Linked DNA regions of Homo sapiens: region 1 is linked to region 2. A link is a contact called in ENCODE Hi-C data. All regions are on one chromosome and are shown on one strand. Each heading gives the region's core, a stretch centred on a gene start or an enhancer-like site at or near the end of the contact. The rest is flanking DNA. Distances are from core to core; before and after follow the strand shown. Region 1 overlaps LINC00501 (long intergenic non-protein coding RNA 501). Region 2 holds the start of PIK3CA (phosphatidylinositol-4,5-bisphosphate 3-kinase catalytic subunit alpha).

Evidence for each region. A loop is a pair of places that touch in the nucleus more often than their neighbours do. Pooled maps may share reads with other maps.
Region 1: a loop to region 2 is called in a pooled map, with 2.4 times the contacts of the local background. The contact joins the enhancer-like site here to the promoter of PIK3CA in region 2. A Hi-C loop is called at or near these places in 6 of 50 pooled maps.

Annotation. Positions count from the first base shown.
Region 1 is chr3:177,318,051-177,324,845 of GRCh38, reverse strand. It overlaps LINC00501 (long intergenic non-protein coding RNA 501), which reads right to left. Exons shown (of 2, transcript NR_047465.1): 2 at 1,411-3,417. Among named protein-coding and RNA genes, the nearest start is that of LINC00501, 27 kb to the right of the region's middle. RefSeq lists a silencer at 6,701-6,750. Within about 2 kb of position 3,970, at least 4 of the 41 ENCODE cell types and tissues checked have a DNase peak (open chromatin) inside an H3K27ac peak, as active enhancers do.
Region 2 is chr3:179,144,646-179,150,547 of GRCh38, reverse strand. PIK3CA (phosphatidylinositol-4,5-bisphosphate 3-kinase catalytic subunit alpha) reads right to left here and starts at 2,191. Exons shown (of 21, transcript NM_006218.4): 1 at 1,945-2,191. It overlaps PIK3CA-DT (PIK3CA divergent transcript), which reads left to right and starts at 2,575. Exons shown (of 3, transcript NR_125401.1): 1 at 2,575-2,632. RefSeq lists enhancers at 717-766, 1,328-1,827, 2,637-2,756, 3,367-3,476 and silencers at 1,567-1,616, 1,677-2,146.

The sequences.
Region 1 (6,795 bases), core at 2,721-5,220, 1.8 Mb after region 2:
AGGAATTTATAAATATTAACTGTGGCTTTGTGACCAGTTCCAGAAATAAAGTAGTGGATACGAATACTTTTGTCTTCATTTGTTTCTCTTCTTTTTTTCCTCCTAACTTTCAAATATTTTATATAAACACTGTTGGTGATAATTAACTTTATAATATATAAAGAGTATATAAATGTATATACACTATATATATATATATATTCTCTTATGAATAAAAACAATAATTAACATCACCCAGAGATGAATGTGAAGAGTGTTAAGAGATTTGTAACTCCATTTTAGGGGTAGAAGTTGAAAGCATGTTTTCAAAGGGAAGTTACAACTTGCTACCAGAAGCATGAAGTTACTATTGCTGCAGTAGAGAAGTTTTCAAATGGGTAGAGGATGATATGTGGATGCTTGGTACCCAACGGGAGGATCTGTGATGCTTATTCACCTACCGCCTCTCAGCCCCAGATGCAGCTTCTACACAGTGCTCTGTGATGCTGGGGTTAGGGATATGAGAACCATATTTCTTTTCTTTTTATAGACAGTCTTGCTCTGTCGCCCAAGCTGGTGCTCTTGGCTCACTGCAACCTCCACCTCCCGAGCTCAAGCGATTCTCCTGCCTCAGCCTCCCGAGTAGCTGGGACTACAGGTGCGTGCCACCACGCCTGGCTAATTTTTGTATTTTTTAGTAGAAATGGGGTTTCACCATGTTGGCCAGGCTAGCCTCGAACTCCTGATCTCAGGTGATCCGCCTGCCTCGGCCTCCTAAAGTGCTGGGATTACAAGTGTGAGCCACCATGCCTGGCCGCGAACCACATTTCTAAGACTCTTTTTACCAACTTTCGCCAGTTAAATTCTGCCAGTGAGAGGCATTGAGGGAACTATGAAAGGGAGAAGGGGAGAGGAGATACTTTTCCTGCCTTTGGCCATCGTCAGCATCTCTCCAGCACAGACACAGCAAAGCCTCTAGCATCTTTTGGCACCCCGAGGATGGCCAGGCCAAATCCCCTCTGGGTCTGGACATCAGCTGCACAGTGGCCTCCTAGAAGCCCACACAGTTTCTAGCATAGCCATGAGGCACCTCTGCAGAGGCTTCAGCCAGCTGGGCAGGTGCTCTCAGTGACTGGGCACAGCTGTGTGACACCCTCTTAGCAGCCTCAATAACAACTAAGCCACGGCCTCTCCCCAAACCCCAGTCTGAGGCAGTGGCTCCTCATAGCTGTAGGGATGGTAGCTACTTATGATTTTCATAATCTCTTGGTTAGTTCGCTATCCTTTTTTTTTTTCAGGCTAGTAATTCCTTGTATTTACCCGCCTCTGTTTAAAACATCCAGTATGGTTTCTCTTTTCCTAACTGGATCTCAACAGATACCAGCATATATTTTTTATGTTGATAATAAAAAATTTAAAATACACACAGAGTCCAAATAAAAATATTTAATATTTGTGAACATCTTTTATTAGTTTGAGTTTTTAAAAAATTAAACCTCCTCCAGAATTCAACCTCCTTCTGTTGCTGGACAGTGTGAGACCTCAGTTTCCCTTGGGATCACGTCGCCATGTTAGTCTTCCTGGTGGCATTTTGCCCAGCTTCTAGTCTTTTTCCCACAAATACAAAAACAGGCTATATAGCCCCTTCTAGAGTACTGAGGGCAAAGACTAAAAGCGTTATTCGATGTGAATATAGGGAAGTCAAAACAATGACTTTTCAAAAATTGCAGCCTCAGTGTGTATCCATTACACAGAATGCGTCTACTTCTCAGTTCATATGGCATAAAAACACAGGGGTTCACTGCCTGTCTTTGGGGATGGGGTCACGTGGGCCAATAGCGGGACTGACACGTGAACTTCCTAGTCCTGCCAAATGTCATGAGGAGAGTGGCGATTTAAGCAGACATGCATGCCAGTGCAACACGGAAGAAACTTCTTAAGGCACTGGCTCCTAAGAGAAGCATTCTTCCCCGGGAATGTGCCGACATGTACGGGCTTCCTAGAAGTTCTATACAGTTGGGGCAGTTTCAAAATGAGACAATGAGCAGAAAAATCGCAGCGCATCCCCCCTTTGCCTTCCATTTTATTTCTGCGGCCCCCACCCTCCAACGGAGGGAAGCTTTGTAAGCTGAAATGAAAAAAGGCATCTACAATAAAATGAGGGATCCCACTGCCACTGGTATTGAAATTCCTACTGTGGCTAACGAGCAATAGCAAACATTTAAAAATATGCTTCACTATCCCTTATTCAGTTCATCCGCAGGAGAGGAGATGTTTCCATTGCACTTGGGAGAACAGGGACTTGGGTTTCATGTCTGCAGATGGGCTACAGGCACATACAAGATAATGTGCTCTTGCCGGGTGCAGTGGCTCACGCCTGTAATTCCAGCACTTTGGGAGGCTGAGACGGGCGGATCACGAGGTCAGAAGATCGAGATCATCCTGGCTAACACGGTGAAACCCCGTCTCGACTAAAAATACAAAAAATTAGCCTGGCGTGGTGGCGGGCGCCTGTAGTCCCAGCTACTTGGGAGGCTGAGGCAGGAGAATGGCGTGAACCCGGGAGGCAGAGCTTGCAGTGAGCCCAGATCGCGTCACTGCACTCCAGCCTGGGTGACAGAGCGAGACTCCGTCTCAAAAAAAAAAAAAAAAAGATAATGTGCTCTTTCACACTGCTGTGAGAGACCTCCCCACAGCATATTCCCAATGGGTTATAATTTTAAAAGAGGCTCTTTGATTTAAAAAAAAAAAGGCCTCCTCTAGTTTGCAGTGAGCCGAGTTCGCAGTCGCTGCACTCCAACCTGGGAGACAGAGCCAGACTCCATCTCAAGAAAAAAAAGACTTCCTCTAACTTGAGTCGTGTTATCAATCATACCAGCTTTAGTAATTGTCAAGCCACAGAAGGAAGAATGGAGAGGAAAAAATAATCCAGCAATTTTAAAATATTTTGAAGTGCAAAAAAGGGAGATCATGGCCTCGTCTTACATGGAACATGCTATTTACTATAAGAAAAGCCATTTTGTCCATTGCCCTACCGATGAGGTAGGAGGGGGAAAGTATTTTTTGCATGTGAAAACAGCACAGGAATATTAAGAAAGTTGTGTTGTTTCTTACTCCTGAGAAAGTCTTTCAGAGTCTTTTCTGCCAGTCTTTCTAGAAGTACTTTATCAAATAGATTCTCTTCTTTTTGCCCCAAATCATAGAAGCAGAATAAAATGCTCCACTGAGAATACTGAGAATGGAGATTTAAGATGTGAGAGGACTAGAAGAAGTATCGAAACCCAGAAGAAATGTCACCTCTCCCAGGAAGCATTAGCTTCTTCCTTTGTGCTTCCGCGTTCACATCTGTTGTAGTTATTTGCTTGGACTCTATCTCTTTGCTGGAGGGCAGGAAACATGTCTTCTTCAGCTTGGTGTTTTCCCAGCATTAGCCAGGACCTAGCACAAGGAGGGTTCAATAAATGTTTAGCAAGTAATGATTGAACAAAGAAAGGCAGGCTTTGAAACCAGATCTTAAACTAACCTCAGTAATGAACCTGCCTGGATAGTCAGGATAAAGTTGTTGGCAGAGGTTTAAAACATTCTTAAAGCGCATTACCCAAAGCATCAGGATTTTAGCAATAAGATAAGGAATGATCTCGAATCTAGAGGCCCAGGTCAAAAACAGAATGAGGGAAAGGGAAGATAGTGGGAAAGGCTGCCCACTGATTTTATGTGTCCCATAACCCTAGAGACCATGCTTCTGAAAGCCATCTCACAACTCCCTTTGAGCATTAGGATGTCAACTGCCAAGATAAACCCAAGTGCATGATAAAGCACACACACACAGATTTGCATAAAATTTAATGTCTTTCCTGTCAAGGAGTCAGCCTTCTGGCAATGAGAACTATTTCTTAAATTATCTACTCGCAAAGAAAAAAACAAATCTCCAGACAGGAAGCAGTGAGAAAAAAATGGTGAACTGTTGAAGTCCTGAAACAACAACCAGTTCAAAATGATTAACTCTTTGTGATCTAGAAAGAAAGAAATGCACCTTTATGTTTCTGGATAGGATGACGGCTCTCGCAGTCAGACTGCAGAGAGGGTTCTTGCAGTGTTCCCCTCAGAGTCTCTTGATACTAACCAGCTCTGGAAATCAAGATCCCGGTGACTACCTGGAGAATGAAGGGCTGCCTGCACATTTAACATCCCTCCAAATTGTGCTCCTCATTCTTGGGATGGGCATCTGCTCTGATTCTGATGGTATTTTTGCCAGTTTCCCCCTAAGGAACTAGAGCTTTATGCCTATCTCAAAAAAGGTGATGAAGGCCTTCTGAGATGGTAACCAGGTAGCCTAACATCAAAGTACCACCCTCTTTGGATTCCCTACTCTTTAATCCTGTTGCCTTTAGCTATTAAAATAATGCACAGAAAAAAAGCAAGAGAATTAGCTTACTTATGGACTGTAAATGTTTTTAAAAGCCTATATAAAATGTGGCTGGGCACGGTGGCTCACGCCTGTAATCCCAGCACTTTGGGAGGCCGAGGCAGGTAGATCACAAGGTCAGGAGATCGAGACCATCCTGGCTAACACGGTGAAACCTCATCTCTACTAAAAATACAAAAAAATTAGCCAGGCGAGGTGGCGGGTGCCTGTAGTCCCAGCTACTTGGGAGGCTGAGGCAGGAGAATGGCGTGAACCCAGGAGGCGGAGCTTGCAGTGAGCCGAGATTGCGCCACTGCACTCCAGCCTGGGCGACAGAGCAAGACTCAGTCTCAAAAAAAAAAAAAAAAAAGCCTATATAAAATGTGATCAATCAAATCTAATGCTACAGATTAAAATGATACACAATTAGGAAACATTATAATGGCTGGATCCGACTCTAACACCTGAAATCACTTATCAATACTGAGATCACTAAAAGTAGGATAACCAAATTTTATGTGCCTTGTCATGTGGTACAAAATCAACGATACAGAACCATGCATGGAATAGTCTTGAACTTTAATCTAATCAGGCCTCTAGGTCTAACCGCCAAGTAATAGGAAATGCAGGGGAGAAGGGATGCATTTATAACCACAAAGATGCAATCAACCAACTCTTGAATATAGGAGATGCACCGAGTGACCCCATTTCTTCAACAAAGCATGAAAAAAATGAAAAGAGAGAGCTGTTGTTGATTAAGAGACTGCTTTAAACCAACAATTCACACACAAAAAAAGAAACAATATTTGAGCCAATTGGAGAAAATTGAACTTAGGTCATTAATCGTGACCCTATGAGATTATTTTTATTTTTATTTTTATTTTTTTTTTGAGACAGAGTCTCACTGTCGCCCAGGTTGGAGTGCAGTGGTGCGACCTCGGCTCACTGTAGGCTCCGCCCCCGAGGGTTCACCCCATTCTCCTGCCTCAGCCTCCAGAGTACCTGGGACTACAGCTACTTGATCTCCTGACCTCACGATCTCCTGACCTCGTGATCTGCCCGCCTCGGCCTCCCAAAGTGCTGGAATTACAGGCGCGAGCCACCGCGCCCGGCCAAGATGATTATTAATTGGCACTTTTGCTACATGTGATAATGGCATTGTGTGCTTGTGCTTAAAAAGTTAGGATTTTGGCAGGGTGCAGTGGCTCACGCTTGTAATCGCAGCACTTTGGGAGGCCCAGGTGGGCGGATCACCTGAGGTCAGGAGTTCGAGACCAGCCTGGCCAACATGGTGAAACCCCATCTCTACTAAAAATACAAAAATTAGCTGGGCATGATGGTGCGCACCTGTAATCCGAGCTACTCAGGAAATTGAGGCAGGAGAATCACTTGAACCCGGGAAGCGGAGGTTGCAGTGAGCCAAGATCGCGCCGCTACACTCCAGCCTGGGTGACAGAAAGACTCTGCCTAAAATAATAAATTAATTAATTAAAAGTTCTGATTTTAGGGGTAAAATGGTAGATTTCTAGGATTTGCTTTAAAATACTCAACCAAAAAGGGAAGAGGGAGAGAACAGATGAAACAAGAGTAGTGATAATTACTGAATTTGGGCGTAGGTTACATAGGATTCACTATGTCATTCTCTAGACTCTGGAGTATGTTTGAAATTTCTATAAGTAAAACAAACTATAATTAACACCAGAACCAAATAAGGGGATTTCCAGAAATGCAAAAATGATTTGACATCAAAAATATTTTACCATGACAAAAAGTTAAAGGAGAAAAGCCATTTGATCACCTTAACAGGTGTTGAAAAGGTCTTTGAAAAAGTCAATATATAGTCCTAATTTAAATAACCAAAAAAAGGAAAAACTACAGAGGATTTGCTAAATATATTAGGGTACCTATACCTGATAAAACTATGCATTTATTTAAAATGATGTTGTGGAAGAATGACTAGTAACATGAAAATACATTCATGAATGTACTAAGAGAAAAAATTTTTACCCAAAAGAGAAACGTATGACTTAATAGAATATTAATATATCTACAAAAATGTTAAGAGTGGTTATGGACCGGGTGCGGTGGCTCACGCCTGTAATCCCAGCACTTTGGGAGGCCGAGGCAAGCGGATCATGAGGTCAGGAGATCCAGACCATCCTGGCTAACACGGTGAAACCCCGTCTCTACTAAAAATACAAAAAATTAGCCGGGCGTGATGGCAGGCGCCTGTAGTTCCAGCTACTCAGGAGGCTGAGGCAGGCGAATGGCATGAACCTGGGAGGTGGAGCTTGCAGTGAGCCAAGATCGCACCACCGCACTCCAGCCTGGGCAATAGAGCGAGACTCTGTCTCAAAAAAAAAAAAAAAAAAGAGTGGTTAGATGTGGGTTTGGGTTTGGGTTTGCTTGTG
Region 2 (5,902 bases), core at 942-3,441:
TAGTAACATCTCTTTAATGCTATAACCAATTTAGTTAAATTTTTTTAACCTTAAATAAAAACACTCTTCTATATTTACAGGTGTTTCATTTTTAATTATTTAAAACTGACAGGAATGTCTTTAAAACTTTATACGCACAATCATGCAATATTAATATTCCTTTACTTTCTTGTTATTTCCCCCATGATGCTATTATTACGATATGCTATCATTTTTAAATAAACTATTTTGTGATTTTAATAGGAAAGTACTCTAGTTTGAAAAAGCACAAGAAACTTTTGAAAAAAGCTATGAAGTTTTATTTTGTCCCAAAATGTGAGATGAAAAAACTTAAGCAAAATACCAACACACACACACACACACACACACACACACACGTAAACACACACAGTCCTCTTCAGATAATTTTGGCTGATGACACTGCAGAACAGTTAATCTGATAATTAAAAATTTCCAGAACATGTGATGTTTAGATGGAGATCTATGCTGTCAATCGGACCTCAGTGCTTCAGTTAAAAGGAAAAAAAAAAAACACCAAAAACTTAAAACCTGAATACAAAGACACGTTAAATTGTTAAGACTGTAGTTGCTTTGAAAGCAAAGTGTTTTGATTTATCCAAACTAACTTAGCAACACGGTATTTTGAGTATTTTCCAGAAGTTTTCTTAAAACACGCAATCCAGCACATAAACAAATTTTGTACGGTGCAATGTAAGCAAATACTCAGAAAAATTCAATTTCTAAGCAGGATAACATATGACCAATATTGCCCTCAGTGGTTCAAAAGTCGCAGTAGAAATAATCCCCTGAGATAACCTGGAATTTACCTACCCAAGTATTCTAAGGGGTTCTCCCCGGCCACACAAACTATGATTCAAAACATCGTTCCGAAAACCCAGGTCCTGCATGTGCACAAAGGCGCAGTGCTGGAATGAGGAAGCTTCACCAAGATGAAATCACAACTCTAATTCATTAAAGAATATGCAGACTGTTTTCTAGAAAGACCCTCTTGTTGCGCTCCCTTTACCCTACCCTTTATTTAACCATGTAAACAGTCTCAATTATTGACATAAAAAAATAGCTTTCGATTCCCAAGTCTGGTAACACGGTTGGCCACCATCACTATTCCTTTAGCATCCTAAAATAAACCCCTCGAGCCGAGGTCAAAAACACGCCGGCTGAACGTCTGGTGTTTACATAGCCCAATCCCGGGCCCTACCCTACCTTTCCGAGCCACTTAAGAGCCATGGAACAGGCATCACATAATACACTTAGTAAAGAGACAAGTCACATGAGTCAGTGTCTCAGGTCTATGAATGAAAGATCTAAGCGTTTGTCTCAGCTAAAAGGAAAAAACAACCTCGAAAGGAAGGGTGGGAGGGGAGCTGGCGGGGGTGAGGGGAGCGGTGTTCCTTCCATACCCCTGCCGGGCGATTTAAACCCAGTAAGAGGCAAACGCAGGGCCGCCAGGCTGGCGGGGCCGGAGTCCTCGGGCGTGACAGCCCCTCAAGAAAAGCTCGCGGTTTCGCGCCCGCGTCCCTTGAGCCGCAGTCCTCGCGGCAGCCCCTCCACCCGCGGGCTGGGTGGGCGTGCAGGGCGCGGGAGACAGAGCCACCGCGGCCGGGGCGGCGGCCCTGGGCGCACTTCCTCAACCTCCAGCCGCCCCGTCCCCAAAACTGGGAGTAGAAGCAAAGGAAGAGCGAGGCGGCAGCCAGAGAGAAAGGAGAGGGAGCGGCGAGCCCTCGCCTCTGCAGCTAGGAGAGGCCAGAGGCAGGCGAGGGAGAGGGTGCGGCGATCGCAGGCGAACTCCGCCGCGGGCCGACGCTGGGAGACGACCAGCCCGTAGCCTCCGCCCAACACGGCGGGCGCGCCCGGGAGTCTCCGGCACCCACCCGGTCCCCATTCCCACCGCACCCGCTACCGGCCAGTCCGCGCTCTACTCACGCTCGGGGCTCTTCCAGGCTCCGCGGCTCTAACCGCATCGGGTCCCAGCCCCGCGGGCGGCGGCGGCGGCGCCGAGGGAGAGGAGAGCGGGCGGCACGGCCCCCGCCTCCCGGCCCCTCTCCCCCGCCGCTCCGGAGCTGCCCGGCCGGGCCCGAGCCCTGCCTCGCCGGCGGCCCCAGCCCCAGTCCCAGCGGCCGCGGCAGCAGCAGCCCGACACCTCAGCGGCCGCAGCGGCGGCACCGGAACTGCCGCTTTCTACTTCTCGCTCCCTCTCCTCGCTAGCCCCCGCCACACGCCCCCGCCCCCGACTCCTTTCTCCGTCGCCCCTGTTTTTTTTTCCTTTTGTTTCCAGAATAAACTTTATTGGTCTCTTTTTCCGCTCACATCGTGTAAACAAACAACGAACTCTTCCCCACCCCCTCGGCCCCCCCCCTCCTCCGGCAGAAGAGGGTAAGAGCTGAGGAGGGGCAGAGCCTACAATCCCCCGGAAGCAGATGCGCAAAGAAGCGGAAGCGAAATTGAGGCGAGGAGGAGCAGGGAGTGGGCAAATAGGGTAACAATATGTGCTACTGCGCCTGCGTCTTGCTTTTCCGCCCGAAGTTTATGTACAGTTGGGGCTGCTCTTCTGACGTTTGTTTAATGATCCGTCTTCTGCAGTAGTGAGGGTGTTGTGTCATCCTAGGACAGCGTACGTGTAGTATATTTGTTTCTACGAGCAGCAGGCGAGCTGGGGTAGAGATATAGAAAGGAATATTGGGAGCAAGTGGGTTATTTCACTTTTACACCCATAGAGGAAACGAGATTAGTTCGGGGGTGAGAGGAGGTGCGGTGGCTAACCGCCGCTGTCAGTGGCTAACCAGCGTGGTTATGGATTCTATAATAGAAAGAATGCTTTTTACAAAGCGTTGCTGTGCGTTCTTCTGCCGACATGGTTTAAGTTGTATACCATCCCGAAGGCGGAATGCACTGTCACAGCCCTCTGCAGTCCTTTGACTCACTTCGTGGAGACCTTTTGCTATGCCCTCATTTTTTTTTTTAAATCGAATTCTGATTCGAAGCAGCTTGTAGGATTCAATTCTAACTATTCAGAAGACGTGGGGGATTTTTCGCGTAATGCCAACAGAGACTTCAGAAATGTCATATAGGCTATAGATTTGATTCAAGGTAGTGTCTTGGTGCTGCGTACCTTAGAAGTCTGTTTGCTTGAGAGTAAATCAATCTGTTGACTTTTGAGATTACTACTGATAAGGGTTCGGTACTGTGCGTTTTTCTCCCCCTACTGGTCTTTTGTTGTAATATTGGAAAAGCGTAGGAGCAGTGATTAGAAGTCTGAGATACAAGTACTCCAGCATCGGTTCCTCCTTGAATTTTTAAGTAATAGAGGGCTTGGGAAGTGACCCATCCTAGAGATGTTACAGTCCTACTTGTCCTCTAGAGCAAAACTCTGACCAATAACAGTCTTCTCGAACACCGCACGTCCGTCCATACCCCAATGGTAAATGAGATGGATCTGTTCCTCTTTGTGGTCGTAGTTTCACTTGACTGTATTTCTTTCTTTTCTGTGTTTTCTTTCTTTCGTCCTTTTTCTCCCTTTAGCTCGGATTTTCATCTCACATTCCAGGGGTTTGTGTTTCTAAATGTTTTTCTCGAACCAATGTTCTTCAACAGTTTTAGAACACTGTTACTCCAGAGTACAGATTTTTTTAAAAAAGGAACACTGAATTGCTAGTCAAAGTAAATTTTAAGGCAATATATCCCAAATTGTGTTTCAAGCACAGAGTTATATGAGATATTAATAGGTAGACCTTGGTGGGGAAAAATATACTAGGGATATTTTTCCTTATAAAATTTATTATTTATTTATTATTATTATTTTTTTGAGCCAGAGTCTCACTCTGTAGCCCAGGCTGGAGTTCAGCGGTGCAGTCTCGGCTCACTGCAGCCTCTGCCTCCCGGGTTCAAGCGATTCTTCTGCCTCAGCCTCCCGAGTAGCTGGGATTACAGGCACCAGCCAACATGCCAGCTAATTTTTGTATTTCTTAGTAGAGACGGGGTTTCACCATGTTGGTCAGGCTGGTCTCAAACTTCTGACTTCAGGTGATCCACCCCCCTCGACTTCCCAGAGTGCTAGGATTACAGGCGTAAGCCACCGCACCTGGCCTATTTGTGATTTTTAAAAATGTTTTATTTTTTGTAAAGACAGGGTCTTGCTTCGTTGCCCAGACTGGTCTCCAACTCCTGGGCTCAAGAGATTCATCTACCTCGGCCTCCCAAAGTGTTGGGATTACAGACTTCAGCCGACATGCCCAGCCTAAAATTTATTTTTTAATAAGAAAATGCTAATTACATAATATGTTTTTTGTTATGTGATTATCTGCCCCTAAGAAGTTGTGTGTCATAGCAGAAAAAGCCATACCTGGTACTTGAATGCATGACACCATTCATTGGTACAGGAGTAGCATTTACTATTCAATTCACGGTTGATAATGTTTGCCTTATATGTAAGCCATTGGTCTTAGGTGTCATCTTGCTTTCAAAGGTTTTTGCAATGTTATTCAGTGTTTAAAATATCTATATGATATAAAAATATCTGTATGATATAAGCATCTATATGACCAAACTCATCACTCAAGGATTAGGAGCTGAAAGAAGGTTTTAAAAAAATAATGATTCTCAGGCTGTAAATGAAACAAAAAATGGTATACTTCAAAATTAAATAATTGCATCCTAAGGGTTCTAAAGACGGGAGGTGAAATGTCCAGTATGTAGCTATTGTTCTATTCTAATAATCAGAATTATAATGACAGTTACTTGCCTTTTGGGTTTATTTCCATTGAAAATCATAACTGATACTCAAATATGCACCGAAACATTCTCTAATAGCGCTTAAGTCACTACTAAGCTTTGAAGTCCTTTGTAAATAAGAGTCAAGTTGATTATGTAGCAGTATACTTTAGATGTATAAAATTGCCAAGTCAAACAATAAAAACACACCAAGAGATAACGATATGAGTTACCATGTAGCACTGTTTTTTTTTTTTTTTTTTTTTTTTTGAGATGGAGTCTCGCTCTGTCACCCAGGCTGGAGTGCAGTGGCGCGATCTTGGCTCACTGCAACCTCTGCCTCCCAGGTTCAAGTGATTCTCCTGCCTCAGCCTTCCGAGTAGCTGGGACTACAGGCACGTGCCACCACGCCCGGCTAATTTTTGTATTTTTAGTAGAGACGGGGTTTCACCATATTGGTCAGGCTGGTCTTGAACTCCTGACCTCATGATCCGCCCGCCTTGGCCTCCCAAAGTGCTGAGATTACAGGTGTGAGCCACCACGCCTGACCGAGACTCCATCTTAAAAAAAAAAAAACCATACACCCACACACACATACACACACGTACTTTTAAGATTTCAGTTCTTTTCAAGTTAAGATTTGTGTTGCCCCAGAATATCTTGGTGAATGTCCCATGTGCACTTATGAAAGAATATTTTGTTTGCTATTGTTGGGCAGAATGTAGTTTCTTACCAAGTTGATGATTTTGTTAGCATTGATGTTTCAAAATATAATTGTGGATTTCTTTATTTCTCATTTCACTTCTGTGTATTTTTACTTTGTGTGTTTTGAAGCTTTGTTGTTAGATGTATACACATTTAGAACTCTTGTGTTTTGATACATTGACTCTTTTTAATCAATCTGTACTATCTCTCTTTATTCCTAGTAATATCTTTGTTCTGAAATCTACTTTGTCTGATATTAATACAGCCAGTCCAGCTTTTTTTGATTAATTTTTCCATGGTATTTTTTCCCATCTTTTTTATATCTATTTTTATATTTAAAGTGAGTTACTCGTAGACAACACGTATTAGATCTCTTTTTAAAAATTCCAATCTGACAATTTCTGTGTTTTAATTGCTGTGTTTAATTTACATTTAATGTAATTATATGGATTTAGGCTTGCCATTTTAT